2 separate regions of the Homo sapiens genome follow, and region 2 is linked to region 1. The links are chromatin loops, found by intact Hi-C in ENCODE. Cell type or tissue: sigmoid colon. All regions are shown on one strand.

Evidence for each region. Hi-C counts contacts between places; a loop is a spot of excess contacts. Peaks named below come from ENCODE experiments on the same cell type or tissue, not always from the same donor. Only the 100,000 strongest peaks of a DNase experiment are listed, where the experiment ranks them.
Region 2: a loop joins it to region 1, with 3 times the contacts of the local background. A loop is called at or near these places in 6 of 110 quality-filtered maps.

Annotation. Positions count from the first base shown.
Region 1 is chr4:173,314,822-173,322,821 of GRCh38, reverse strand. GALNT7 (polypeptide N-acetylgalactosaminyltransferase 7) reads right to left here. Exons shown (of 12, transcript NM_017423.3): 10 at 5,090-5,188; 11 at 4,263-4,391; 12 at 1-1,242. The coding sequence ends at 1,105. Among named protein-coding and RNA genes, the nearest start is that of HMGB2, 16 kb to the left of the region's middle. In sigmoid colon, CTCF peaks have their summits at 3,774 and 3,977; no DNase peak of the experiment used is centred here.
Region 2 is chr4:174,314,726-174,322,725 of GRCh38, reverse strand. It overlaps CEP44 (centrosomal protein 44), which reads right to left. Exons shown (of 12, transcript NM_001040157.3): 10 at 6,436-6,560; 11 at 6,159-6,196; 12 at 2,398-5,391. The coding sequence ends at 5,343. Among named protein-coding and RNA genes, the nearest start is that of CEP44, 35 kb to the right of the region's middle. In sigmoid colon, a CTCF peak has its summit at 3,358 (motif pointing right); no DNase peak of the experiment used is centred here.

The sequences.
Region 1 (8,000 bases):
AAAATATAAATGAAACATCAGTTCACTCTTGGCTTCACAGGTTGCACAGCTTAGGTTATAATGCACACAAGTTTTATAAGGCCTAATCTAACAAGGGCTTGGAAAGTCTTACCTCAGTCAGAATGAACCTTTGATGTGTTTATAACGGTGTTTTGTTGTTTTTGTCACCCTCGCTTTCAAGGGATAACAATAACAACTGATAATAGTTTTCTGTATTGGCAGGTATTGGAGAAAAGTAAATCCCAAATGTCAGTGGACAATTTTTCTCTAGTTGGAAGACTCCTTTGCAATCCTAGAAGTAGGTATGGACAGAGGGCACTGGGAATGCCAGTAGGTAAGGGAGTGAATGCTACACAACTTCCAACCCTATGGGACAGCCTTGGGATGTTCCATATTGTCATTTCTTTTTCAAGCCATACAAAGTTCAACTTTATAGCAAATGGCAGCACATAAATTCATTTCTGAGTAGTAAAAGTATTCCCCATACAGGTGACAAGTCCATCATTACCATCCTATAGATTTCATCACAAGCTCTTGAAATATATACTGAGAAATGAAAGAGGCACTAAATGTGTTGAAATTCACCTTTCAAAAAAGCAGCATGACTGTGAAGGAAGGCCACCTTGGCTAATAACCTGTGGCAGTGCTTCAAAAAGATGTAAAATTAAATAAAGACACAACAGGTTGATAATCACCAAGTTATATATGAAAGTCTGGCTACTCCAACCTTTTTTCAAGTGTGTTAAAAATAAAAATCAAACTGCCTTTCAGACCCCTGAGTGTAATCCCAAAGAAGACAACATGCTTTAACTCTGTCTAATAAAACAGAGCTAAAGGCACAAATTACCAACATCATCTTAAAACACAACAAAAAGATGTAAACATCTACAAAGTTTAAGGTAAAAGCAGTCTTGTAAACAGTAACTGCAGATGATAATGTTATTGTAAAATCACAGTTTATCAATGTCCTTCAAACTGATCAGGAGGTTCCAGGTTTGGAGCTATACAGAGTTAATAACAATAGTTGCAGCAGGTTTCAGGCGGTTTTCAGTCCTGTATAAATTTACTTGTCAGTAGGTAGGTTATTGGTTTATTTTTTTCTCTCTAAACACTATGGATGTTATTCATTTCCCATTTTTGAGTCGTTTTACTGGAGTCACAATTGGAGATGAATACTTGATGCAGGACCTCTGAGCGATCTAAACACTTTCCTGAAGGAATATGAGTAAATCTGTGCAGGTTCTGGAAAACACAGTAAGAAAAAAGTTTCAAATTTGGACCCTTGATATCACTGACATCAGAAATCATCACTTGACTTTCATGAGGAGACAGTTTAAGGAAATGGAAAAGCTTCTCAACCACACCTCAGACTTTGGATTTCTCTTGATTGTCAGTTTTCTGGATTTCTCTTGATTGTCAGTTTTCTAAGTCCTAAGATCTTTCATTGTTAAGTCACAATATACTGCTGGTATCTCACACTCAATGTATACAAACCTAAATTCATTATCTGCCCCTCCAAATCTATGTCTCTTGTTCCTATCCTGGCTAATGACATTCCCAGCTCTCTAGTCCTTAGGAAATACTGCACTTTTCCTCATTCACTCACATACCAGTCACTAAGGATGGATATGTGCAATGTCTCTGGTTTATATTCCTTCCCATCGCCACTGCAGATGCCCTGGTTTGGCCCTCACCATATGCTGTAGGTTTCTTCAATATAGCTCAGAGCTTCTCAAAGTCTGGTCCTCAGACTATCCAGGATTGGGTCTGTAAGGCCGAAACTATTTTCATCATAATACGAAGACACCATTGCCTTTTCACTTTAGCAACATTTATACCGATAGTGCAAAAGCAATGGTGAGTAAAACTGATGGTGCCTTAGCATGAATCAAACTATGCTAGTACCTATAGTTGTATTGCTCATGGCCACACACAGTTGAAAAGTAAATGCCGGTTTCACTTAAGGATGTCACTGATGAAGGAGCAAAACATTCGTTTTATTCAGTCTTGACCCCTCAGTATACTTAAAAAAAATTCTATGAGATGAAGTGGGAAGTACGTATCAAGTACTTCCATATAATGAGGTACAATGCTCAAGGATATCAGTCTACACTGGAAATAACTTTTAAGAAACTACCACTTAATTATTAAGTTGTGGTGTACAATAAAAAAACAGCCACAATTATATGAACGGCTATTAAAGTACTCGCTCCCTTTACAAACTGTATGCTTGTGTGGGGCTGGGTTTCCCTCATATACTTGAACGAAAACAACATTTCAGATCAGACCAAATGAAGCAGGAGTATGAGAATCCAGCTGTCTTCTTCTATTAAACCAGACATTAAAGAGATTTGCAAAAATACAGAATTCCATTCTTCTCACTATTTTTTGTGGGTAAACATAGTTATTTTTCATTAAAAATGTCATTTACATTAATGTTTAATAAGTATATTATTATTACTTTTAGATGAATTAATATATAAAAACTTTACAAATTTCTCAGACACTTTCCAGTTCTGGAAATATTGCTAGTGATAACCTATATAAACAAAAGCAATTTGGGGGTGGGGGAGCTCAAAAATTTTTAAGAGTGTAAAGGGAATCCAGAGGACAGAAAGTTTGAGAACTGCTGCTCAAGCTGATCTCGTTGCTTCATCAGTCCATACCTCACGTTTCCAGAATTATTTTCCTAAAAGTAGCCATTGTTTTCCATCACTACCTTCCTCAAATAAGGTCTATCCCTCTCCAAAACTTAAAAAATGAAGTTCGGTGCTCTTTCCTCCAAAGCACAATTGAGGGATACCAAATGAAATACAATTCTTTGAATTTTCTACATGTTTTCATGCCACATCTTTGCTCATCCAGGCTTTCTTATTTACTTTCCATGGAAAGCCTTTTTACACTTCAGGACTTGTGCAATGACACTTCCTCTATGAAACTCCTCAGCAGTAATTCCTCCCATGAATCACTCTTTTCTGTCCTATGGCATTTTGCTTATCTCTATTTTTGCATTTCTTTCTTCTCTGCCATTATATAATAGCGTGCTTTAGCTATATTTTTGAACTCCCCTACAGTCTAACATATTATTGGTCCCCAAGTGAATGTTCAGTAATATCTAACACACAAATGTATATTCAGTGCTGCGTCTTTAAAATACCTAAAACATGTTATGTGTCATTTTTTGTTCAATTACTTCTTGATGTAGTTTCTGGTGTGTTAGCCCTCTTTTACTATTTTGCTAATATTGTTCTCACTGACCCCTACTATTTATTGCTATTATATATCCTTTTTTTTTGTGAAAATAAATGCTCCACTCTTTAAGGTTTATGCTATTCTTCTCCTTCCTAACTTGTTATAAGAAACAAAATCATCAATTGATACGTGCTTATCACTTCCTGGAAATTATCTGTAAATGACAGTAACAGGGAATGTTAAGCTAGGTCATATCATTATTACATAGCAAACAAGTCCTTGCTTGCATGACAGATGGGATATGATAACAAATACTGGGTGAGTAAATAAAATGGAGGGTTGACAGATTTTTTTAGTGTGAGGCAGCTTTCCCCACTTTTTGTTTAATAATAAATTGATTTATGTTAGCCAAATCTAGAATTTGAAAACTATACATAAATCTATTAATATGTTGTAATCCTCAACTTGCCACAGAGCTTTAAATACTCACAGCTGAAACACAAAGCTACCCCAGCAGTGTCACGTGAATAACTAAATTTGACCATTAAAGTAAGCAACTAGCTACATTTATCCCACTGTATTTAGCACACAACAATGATAAAGACGTTATGAAAGCCTAGATTTCAAGTTTTATTTGTTTGTCTCTATCTCCACCTGCTGGACAATATCAAATATTAACCAAATTTTTAATAGTATAAATATATTTAAATATATTTTACTTTAATGAATGATTCATTTACATTTCAAAAATCAGATTTTGATGAGAGCAATGGTGATGACTGCCTCACAGAACACTGACTTTCTTGTATTACTAAAATTAGCAGTGCTCTTTATAGACATCATCGTGGCCTCATTACATGACAATATTGTAAGAGAGAACAAAAGTGATGCCTCATTATAGAACAATGAGTCATCCAGTGCTCAGGAAAACCTATGCAAGGGACTAAATGAGAGGAAAATGCAAGTGAATTTGAATGCAGGTTTTAAGATTTATTTATCTAAATTCCACATGCTAGATGTTACTGAAAATGAAAAGCATATAATATTTCAGAAGTTAAAATGCAGAATACCTTGAAGTACTGCCATTCCTTAAATTCATTTAGATTACAGTGTGTAATCATAACTTTTGATCCATCAGCTCCCTTTGTCAAACACTGGTCATACTGCATGAGTTGATTTGCTTCATTGATTCTGAAAAGCTGTAAAAGGAAAAGAGAGAATTAAGTAACAGAGGCACCTTCCCTGCTGATGTGCATTTGAAAAGAAAGAAACTTAACTCCTATAATTAAATTGAATGACTAACTTATTTTTCCATAATTTTGTTTAGAACTGTAAGTCCACAGACAAATTATATTTATTTTGATGTTAGTGAAGATCCTTATTAACACTGAAATCATTAAGTTCTTTAGTCTCTAAGATACCAAATGGGTCACTAACACAAATTTATTAAGTACCAACAATGTGAAAAAATGAAAAAGCAAAAACATACCCACATAAGTAAGAGAATATATATTAGTGAAATATACATTACTGGCAGTAACACTCTATTTGCAAAAAGATGAGGATTAGTGAGCAATACTTGCAAAAAATTGTTAGGGAGCTAGGCTTACATAGTTACGGTAGTGACAAATATATACTCCCACAGGAATATATTTTAATCCCTTATATTAGACATTAATTCTAGATTCTGACTGCTTATGTGAAAACCAATACTGCTATTATTCCCATCATTTAAGTGAATGTTTTAACACTGTCAATTTTTTTACAGAATGTTTTACTTTATCAAAACAAACAAAATTACCAAATCGAAAACCAAAGTACAAAGATCACTCTGTGATCAATAAACCTGATGGCCCTCAATACGGAACAACTTAAACACAAAAGTAAGGTGGTTTACCTGATTCCCTCCCATCCTGTGGCAGGGTCCTAGTTCAACAAAGCCTCCATTTGTTTTTCCCATGCTATCAATGCAGTAAGCAGTTTCGAAGCCTCTGATCTAAAAAAATGAATAAAGACGCAAAAAGCAGGCAACAGTTTAGTTTTTGATGAACTCTGGCATCAGAATTTAACATTTCATGTTAAATATTACAGTTTACAGGGAAAATCTGGGTATGTGTAGTGACAGGTTATTACTGGATTGTCAATCTTTACATAGTTTTGAAATAACTTATGGTCTTGAAGTCAACACTGGAATGGGTTCTTTCTCTAAGAGCAAAGGACTATACATTTCCGTAAAATACCACAGAGAAAAAAAAAGTTACCATTAATTGCAATTTCAGAATCACAGTAATTCATGTGAATGAGAAGCAAATAGAGAACCTAACCACAGTGGTAATAAACACTGGCCTGGCCCTAGATATCTAGAACAGACTGGATTTGTAAGGGACCTCTCCCAAATGGCTATGCAGCACTTTTGGTAGCTGCCTGTAGGGGTCTAGGGTGCATAGGCCATGCATGGCACATGACCAGGCAGTGAGGCTTTTCTCTATAAACGTAGATGAAAAGCAAACACAGGTTTCCATCTTTGGAATGTACATTTTGTATGAAAAGAACTATTTTTGGAAAAGCCATTTATTTCTCTGAATTATAAATCGCTATACTATTTGGATAAAATGTTTTATTCTTGCATTCAGTCAGCAAATATGGACTGTGCACCTATAATGATAACAGGTTTTGAGGATATGAAGAGGTGCAAGTCATGGTCCTCACCGCCTGTAGAGAGACAGAGGGGTAGTGGACCAGTCAGGACAGAGGTGTGAATGTACAGAGGAAGAGCTGCTCACCCTGCCTGGAGGAGCTCCAAAGACTGCCCCAAGAGACACCTTTAAAACAGGTAGGGGTTTACCCTGGAATGTTAAGGAAATGCCGAGAAATGAAGTATAAAGTGCAGATGTCAGAATGGGAAGAGGTTAAACTGAAGATATACTTGGGAGTGAGACAGTAAAAGGAGGACAGAAAATTCCATTTATTCATTCATGTATTTATTCAATCATCAAATATTAAGTACCTGATGTGTGCCAGGCATGTTGTAGGCTCTGAAACACTAGTGAACAAAATAAAGACACCTACCCCAGTAATGGGCATGCCACAGTGAATGTGGGCCCCTGCCTCCATTCACTCTGGGAATGTAAGGGAAAAAAGACAGAATATAAGTTAAAAAACATAGTAGACAATTTGTCTGTTATGGCAAAAGGTGATAAGTGTGGTGAAAAAAAGGAAAAGAAGAGGAAGTTAGGGTGGGAGCTAGGGCGTTGGGAAGTAACAAGGTGGACCTCACTGAGAAGTGGTAGGTCAGCAGACTTGAAGGAGGTGTGAGAGCTGGCCATGCATGCGTGTATCTGCAAGGAAGCATTCCTGGCAGAGGGAACAGCACAGGCAGGCACATGCCTGGAGGGAGTCTGAGGACCAGTAAGGACATGGGGCTGGAGTGGAGTGGGGAGAGCAGTAGCAGGTGAGGCCAGAGAGGAATGGGGACAGATGTTGTGGATCTTGGAGACTACCAGAAAGGACTTTGTCTTCACTCATAGGTGAAGGTGCAGGGTTTCTAGCAGAAGAAGGACATGATTTGCCTTTATTTTAAAACAGTCACTCTGACTGCTGTATTTGAAATAGGCTGTAGGAGAGTCAACAAGTTAGTCTCAGTGAGAGATGATGGTGGCTTAGACCAGGCAACAAGGGATCAGATTCTGGAACTAGATATGAAGTGCGAGACAAAGACAGGATTCATGGAAGACTCCAAAGTTTTTGACCAAGAAATCAGCAAAGATGGGTTGGGGGGAGGAGATAGGAAGTTCAATTTAGGCTATGTCGAGTTTGAAATGCCTGTTACACATTCAAGTCCTGATGTTAAGCATACAGTTGGATATACTTGTCTGGGCCCTCAGAGAGAGATCTGTGTGTTGAAAGGCTTATGGTCTAGTTGGAGTTAAACATAATTTGCTGTAATAGGACAGGTAAAATAAGAGTATAGGGAAAAAGTATATTAAAGCAAGAAGTACAGAGAGAGCAGCATGAGTGTCCTCTGTTGGTTTTTCCTTCTATTCCTGAACTCTAAATGCTGGCGTTTCTGACGGATGGGTCTAGTCTTCTCTTCTCTATCTGTGTTTTCTCCCTCGGGGACCTCATTCAGTCCCATGAAACGACCTACCTGCTGATGGCCCCAAATGCACATCTCCAGAGTGGCCTCTCTTCTGGACTTTGGCATCATACAACCTACAATCTATGATCAGTAGGCCTTAATGGCTCTACCTGGACGCCTAGCAGGTACTTCACATGCCCAGAACACCAACAGAAGCCTTGCCCCCTCCATTCACTCCCCTACTATCTTCCCAATCTCAGCAGCCACCTAATCAGCTACTCAAAACAACCTCGATGTCATTCTGGCCCTTATCCCTTCACACACCAACCCATAAGGAATCCACTCCCAGATGAACTATGCTTCCGCAGTTGGTCAGCTTCCCTTCATCTCCACTCTCTGATTGGCTGACTCTTTATCATTCAGATCTGAGAGCGAATGTCACCTCCTCAGAGAGGCTTTCCTTACCCTGCCCTTAAGTCCTCTTGACAGTATTATGTGTCATTATCATTTATCACCATCTGTCATTATCATTTTTGTTTTCTCAGACTTTTTTGGTCTCTCTCCCCAGGTAGCATGCCAGTTCCCTGAGAAAAACGACTTTGCTTCTCTGGTTTTCTGTCTAGAAGAGTGACTGGCACATAGTAGGCCCTCAACCAATATTTGCTGAACATAATTAAGCAGAGGGATGTAGACTTGAACGTTCATGGCAGGTTTAGTGTACCTGTGAGGC
Region 2 (8,000 bases), 1.0 Mb before region 1:
TATGGGGGATGGGAGGACATCTTAATTGTTTGTCAAGCCACAAAATAAAATGAGAATGTCCTATGTACCAAGCATTGTGCTAAGCATGGAGAATACATCAGTAAACAAAATTCAGGATCTCTTTTCACATAACACTCATAGTTTCGCAGGGAGGACAACCTTGAGCAACAATTGCAAATAGTAGGTTTATAATGTACAAACCGAAATGAAGAAAAATTACAGGGTGCTTTTCATAGCATAAACAGGGAATCTAAACTATTCTAGGGACCTAGGGGGCATTATTTGGAGGGAGTTATGTTTAATCTGAAGCCCCTATGATGAGTAGAATTCTACCAGCCAATGTGGTGCAGAGGATAGGAAATGAAGAGTGGAGAACAAATGAACATTTTAGGTGATGGAAGAGCATTTGTAAAGTCATGGAAAGCCCAGCACATTCAGAAAGTGGAAAAGCATAGTATATAAAAAGTGAAGGTGGAAGAGAATGATGATTTTAAAAAATGGTGCGAAATTGAGAGGATAATTGGAATACTGAAATGCTTTTAAACTTTAAACATTTTTCTACTTTCTCATGGCAGTGTGAAAAAATAAATAAATTTTAAACATTTTGATGTTTGTTACTGATCTTCATTTAAAAGTCCTCAGCTGTGGTGTTGTTTTAAATGTCCTAGTGTGAATATCAACAAACAATGATCAGAATTTAAAAACAATAATCAGATTCTTACCCAGTAAATCAAAGCTTACTTAAACAGAAGATGGCAAATCTGAAGCAAGATACATATTGATTGGGTAAAGTTTAAGAACTCCTAGTGGTTTCTGTTTTCCTCTCCTCTCGCTCTCTTTGCACCTAATTCATCTATGGAAACTGCTTTCTAAATATTGTATTTTCTTAAACTTAAGATGCTTTTTTTACTCCTTCATTTACTTCATTTTACTACTCAAATGAGATTTCCTTGACAAATGATTTTCAGAAAAAGTTTGTAAGACCATATAATACTGAATTTTAAATTAAATGTGAAACATGGATCTCTAATAATTGCTTTCCATATCTTCAGAAAAGTCACCCTATGACATAATAGAGAAAAACAAATATGTATGCAGAATATTGCCTGTTGTACTTTGGGCAACATAATTAAAAGTAAAAAACTAGGAAATTTTTCAACATAAACACAGATATTTCAAAGATGGAGGCTAATGGTATGAATTGTGCATGCTTAGTAAAGAATCATTATTGATGAGGACCAAACAAGTTATTTGTACAAAGCTTACACCTAATTTTGAAGAAAGGATGTTTTAATTCCTATTTATATATTATTTGACTGAGGAAAAAAAATCATTTAACTAAATGCACTCAAAACCCTAAAACGCTAACCAAAGGTGCTAAGGAGGCCAAGATACTAAATGTGAATTGCAAGAAGCTGTATATATTTAGATAAAAGCAATTCCGGAGAATCTGAATTTGAAGGCTTAGATTCAAATGTTAGTTATGATAATAAAACAAGAAGTATGTGAATGTAAACTAATATTTCTTGAACTTAAAGTACCTACAAATGTCTTTGGGTTCTTTGTGTAATGAAGAATCTAATGTAGTAAGTAGGTCAAGAGCAGGGCTTGAGATTTTGCACTTCTAACAAGATTCCAGACGGAACCAATTAGGCAAGATAACAGATTAAACACTAGTGTAGTATCTTTTTGCTATCTCTCAGTCCAGATACTAGATTGAAGATAGTCCTTAAACTGGAAGTACTACATTTGCTCCAAATCCCATTATTTCCCTCCATCTCCACTGTCATCATAATTCAAGTCACTCTTACTATGTTTCTTCGATTACTGTAATAGTCTCCCACTGATTTCTCTGCCTCTAGTTTTGCCCCCTTACCCATTCTCCATATTAAAGCGGTAAAATAAATCCTTCAAAAACTCAGATCTGGTTATCATATTCTGCTGCTTAAATGGTTCAGTAAATAAGATACAAGCTGCCCCTTGGGCCTGTGTCAACTGACCTCTAGCCACACACACACACATACACACACACACACACACAGAGCACACTCAGTATGCTAGCCCTAGTGAATTTCTTTCAAATGCTCTTCCTTTCAAGCCTTTGTTTATGCTAGTCCTTTTGCGTAAACCATCTTCCCTGGCTATATTCTGTTCACTCTTTAGGACTTAAGATAAACATCACTTCCTTCCACGCTGATCAGTTTGATGCCTTCAGTTTCAAAGAAAGGAGACAAACCTGGGGACTGTTAAAAAGTAAAAATCAAAGTTACAATGTTATTTGAGCTCAAAAAGTGTTGTAGTTTATAAAATTGAGAAGGTTATATTAATTTTTATGCTTCCTGAAGAGTGTATCAATTATATAAAGTTATGAGTAATGAATGGCATGAAACAAAGTCCCAACGTTTTCAAGTTTTATTTTTAAAATATATTACAACATCACATTAAAAACAGTAGAGGAAAACAAGCAAACATGATAGAATTACTTTTTTCCAACTCAATAGTACTTAGCTTTACCTAGAATTTTCATACAGTTGATGCTAACTTCTTCTGAACCCTTTCTGACTAGTATTTTACCTTATGTATTCTTTATAGTATTTCCATATAATCTTTACCGAGACCTATTCAGAGCATAACATAGACAGGGCAGCACAAGCAACTGACACCTTTGTTGGTAGTACAGTGTTTTTTCAACCAGTTTATGAGAGAATGAAAAGAATGAAAGTGAAAATTTTACTTAACTTAGGGTTATGTAGCTCTAGGTAATCTCTTCAGAACTCCCCTGCTTCACCTTCTCAAGTTAATCAACAGTGGCTAGTTTATAACTAGAAACCACTTACCAAATTGCCTAAACAAGAAAACTTTTTAAAATAACAATTTGCTGATCTGTCCAATAACTCCAATAAAGTTGAATTTGCTTTATTTTTCCAAAAATTATGTTGTCTAGATAAAGACTCTTTGTAAGTGTAAATGTATGATATATTGAGTTGATTTTTAGTCCCTATTAGAGAGTTGTTAGACAAGTTATTAAAGTTTAAGAAAATTTGGATTCTAAATTTCCACCTGATAACATATATGAAATATTTTATATTTTCAATATATACTTACTTATATTTTGCACACTGTATATAAACTAGGAGATTAGAAATGTTTTAAGTCCCTTCTCTGTGTGTATATCTGCACTATATAAAGAAAAAAAGAAAGGGTAGAAAGAGACTTAACTTTTTTTCTATCTTCCATAAGAAAACTTCAAAAATGTTTCTTTTTAAAATTGAATTTTTCAAAAGGGAAAAAATATTATCCTGTTTGATGGGAAATCACTTGTTTTAACAAAAGGTAAAATACTGGCATGTTAACCACAAGGTGGTGCTATAATTCCATGCTGGTACTGATATTTTAGGAGTTAATCGATACAGAAGTTTTTTCCCTTATAACTATAACCTCTTAACCTCTTAATTTTTATAAATGTACTTCTCTCACAATTGAAAAAATTAAAGCTAACATGCTTCATTAATTCTGGAAATATTTACTGAAACTCTGTTAAATTCAAAATTGTATGTTTCTGTAGGCTACCATTTTAAAGTTCTGATGACCAACTGTTTATTAGAATACTAAAAATGTGGCCAAGCATGGTGACTCACCCATGGAATCTAGCACTTTGGGACATCCAGGTGGGCGAGTAGCTTTAGCTCACGAGTTTGAGAACAGACTGGGCAACATGGTGAAACCCTGTCTCTACAAAAATACAAAAATTAGCCAGGCATGACGGTACAGGCCTATAGTCCCAGCTACTCAGGAGGCTGAAGCACAAGAATCGCTTGAACTCGGTAGGCAGAAGGTGCAGTGAGCCGAGATCACGCCAGTGCACTCCAGCCTGGGCAATAGAGTGAGACCCTGTTTCAAAAAGAAAAAAAAAAAAAACAAAGGAATTCTAAAAATGTTTTCTTAAAAGTGATTTCTTACACTGTTTCAAATTCACAAACACAAAAAAAATTTAAGTGATTTCTACTCATATAACAATATTTTATATTTGACAGTGTAATATAGAATTATACATACATACCATAAATAGATGAATAAATAAAATATAATCAGATGGTCCATATAATATTAAAAAAAATACTAATTTTCCTTCCAAATAATGAAGTCAATTTTCTTGAGGATTTTCTGATTACTGGAACACTTTTATCTACAAGTTTAAAAAAAGATAATTCATATAGTAGTAATATTAAAAATAAATTTCATTTTTCCATTGATTTACCTTCAGCTAAGACTTTTCTCTCCAAAAAATGTGTAACTTTTCATCATTAAAAAAACAAAACACAACACCTCACTGTGTATCTTTTAACGGTGGCTAGAATGGCTACATTCTCTTTCTGTTACACTGGTCTTAAAAAGTGTTACGCCGGAGGCCAAGACAGGCAGATCACCTGAGGTCAGGAGTTTGAGACCAGCCTGACCAACACGGAGAAACCCTGTCTCTAATAAAAATACAAAATTAGCTGGGCATGGTGGTGCATGCCTATAATCCCAGCTACTCAGGAGGCTGAGGCACAAGAATCACTTGAACCCGGTAGGCAGAGGTTGCGGTGAGCCAAGATCGTGCTATTGCACTCCAGCCTGGGCAACAACAGCGAAACTCCATCCCCCCCTCCAAAAAAATTATACAATAGAGCATACTAAAATGTTCAACACATTTCTCATGGTGAACCTTGAGACCATAGTCCTCTTGGTCTAAACTTGAGGACCATAGTCCTCCAGCCTGTTTCCCAGTACAAAAGGAGAATCTTAACCTTAATTTCTCAGTGTTAATTGGAAAGGTATTGATGTTTTTGACCAAGCATGAAATAACTGCCTTTTTGTTTTATTTAATTTTCAATGAGCATTTTTAACTGTTCATTATAACTTATTCATCAGTACAGATGCCAAGATGGTATATATGAGAGCCTCCTGGGTATAATACACAAGTCCCATTTGGAATGTTTCCAACAGGATGTAAACCATAGTCCTCAAGCCTGTGCTTTAAAAAACATTACTTAGCACACTGCCAACAAATGTCAACACAGAAATACAGTGCTGTAATGACTTCACTCTGTAAGAGAAATATACTGGAACATGAGTTTTTCCTAAAAAAAAAAAAAGTGACACAAGGTAAAGCAGTATAATCATTGCTCAAAAATATTAAAAGAGTTATTCAATAATGAATGCAAAAATTCATATACCAAATGGAATCCAAATTGTCAAAAACTGCAGTATTGCAGTATATTAAAATTGTATAAAGAATTCTTAAAATATACAATATGTATAGTAACCAAAGTCCTAGAAAAAAGTTCATGTAGAAAATCCTACAAGTAGTGATTTGGACATTTCAGTAACTCTGCAGTTTCTTCAAACCTGAAATATAATAAATAATATATTAAGTAAATCAATAATTCATAATAAAGCATAGCATTTTAGTTGTTGAAATTATGCTTTTTAGCCTAAAATAAATTTGAATATTTTTCTTATCTATAAGTACAGTTACTATGAATAAACTTAAGTATGACCAGAGGGAAGACAAAGAGGAGTCGATTATGAGTCATATTCTTGAAGTGTAAGTTAAGTACTTTTTGCATTTCTAAATAATATTATAATTTTCTATAGTAGTAGGCTGCATAATCATCTTATATGCAATTTCATTTCATATTTCCTTTGAACTGCTCTTTAGAAAAATCACACCATTTGTACTAGACAAAAACATCATTTTTAGTATCTCATCAATAACTTGCCGAAAAACACCAGTGATATTTTCACAACACTGAAAATGTCTCCAAACCATCCATCTATATATATTATTTAATATTTTGATAAATCAGTTATCAAAAATAGATAATACTCTTGATTAGTTACCAACCAAAAATATCTTTGTATTCTCTCTGCAGTTAATTCCATTAACAATTCCAACAAGTTTTAAATCGCTTGTTGGAAACTAAAACAGTGACTCATCTCACAAACACATAACTGTAGGTGGATTTATTATCCAGTGGAGTCCTGAAGGAAATTCCACACCTGATTGAGAGACCTTTAAGGTTTGAAACACACATGCACATTCTATATATACTGTAATCCAATACAATTCCCTATAGAGAAATGAATTTCTGTTGCCCCTTTCTGTTACTTACATTTTTTTCATCCTTTCCATTTTCTGGATTGTTGTTTCCTTTAATTTAAAAAGCAACAAATTTAGATGATTTCTCAAAGTAAACCATCATCAAAGATGGACCGAGAATGTACAAAACACAGTTTGAAACATTGCATTAAGTACTGTTTACTTATGAAAGAATTTTGAGAGACTAAGATTCGCGTTTGCTATTTTTCTTGCTAGCAATATTTACAACAAAAGCTAATGCTTGCTTGTTTTCCTCATTTAGAAAGGAAATAATCTAAGCATTTTCTTACCTCTGAAATCTCATTCAAACCACAGTAATTAACAGTAGAGGCTCTGGGAGTTGAATCTGATGATGCTGTACTATAGCCAGAGGACAGAGGAATACTTGCTGGCCTCTCTACTTCGCTTTTTCTGTCTGTGAAGAAATTAAGTTTTAGATTACCTTTTCCTTTCACAGAAGAGTCAAATATCTAAAAATATTATTTACAGATGGAAGAAAAACATACTATTTTAATTAAAAATGGCTATCCGCATAGATCAAAGAGTTTTTAGTACTCTTAAGGTAACAGCTTTCATATGGAGATCTAGATGTTAAAAATTGCCCAATAAAAATTACAAAAGGCAGTATTATTATCATGATAGCAATCAGTTTGAATAAACAGGTAAGTTAATAATTTATTTTAAAATATAACCTATTGAATCAATCATGTATATTCTTTTCTTTTTTTTTTTTTTTTTTTGAGACGGAGTCTCGCTCTGTCGCCCAGGCAGGAGTGCAGTGGCGCGATCTCGGCTCACTGCAAGCTCCGCCTCCCGGGTTCACGCCATTCTCCTGCCTCAGCCTCCCGAGTAGCTGGGACTACAGGCGCCAGCTACCACGCCCGGCTAATTTTTTGTATTTTTAGTAGAGACAGGGTTTCACCGTATTCTTTTCTTAAAATGGTGATATTTACATTAAATAATTAGTATCCATGAATTTGTCATGATGCTTTTATTCAGCAACATTTAAGCATTTCACAAATTTTTTTACTACTGTTCTGTGGCAAGTGACAACTATTACTATAACTGACCATATATATCTTTTAAAAATCAAGAAACATTCTAACTTGATTTGACATATATGAAAATAAGTAATGCAAAAATTTAAGATCCACAGATTTCTTTTTCTAAAAAACGGAAAAACCTAACATTTCAAATATCCTGATAATATTAATTTGACAAAATGATGGCATCTCCCCTACAAAAATATCAATTAGAGAAGATTACGGATAATGTAATAAATCCTACAAACCCTGTGTTTCAGTCAGAATACATTTGGCTGCAAAAGCAATGCAAAAAAAAAAAAAAATTAGACACCCATTTAAATTGGTTCACATAAAGAGAGCTTTATTGTAAGCCTACACAGACAACCTTAATTGGGGAACAAACTATTACCACTGAGAACTGAAACAACTAGAAGACTAATTTTTATCTCTCATAGAGCCACAGTCTCTTTTGCCTACTTCTGCCATTTGCTCCATCCCTCAGCTCTTCTCTGTAGAATGGCTTTCTCTGCTGACTCATCAGCGTAAACTTCCACCACATGGCCAGCCCGGCCCAGGCTCAATATCATTTGACTAACTAACTCGTGGTGTCCTAATTCCAAATGCTAAGAGAGAGAATGTAATTTGACTCATCACACTTTGAACTGGAATTCTCTGGGTCAGGTGTCTACTCTTAATCCAATTAGCTAAGCCTGGAGGTCAAGATTACAGGGTGTAATTCTGAAGACTACCTAAACCCAGATCTTTTAGTAGGAGCTATGGACAAGAGGTTATTTTAAGAAATAATTTGAAATTAGGCAGGAACTATATCT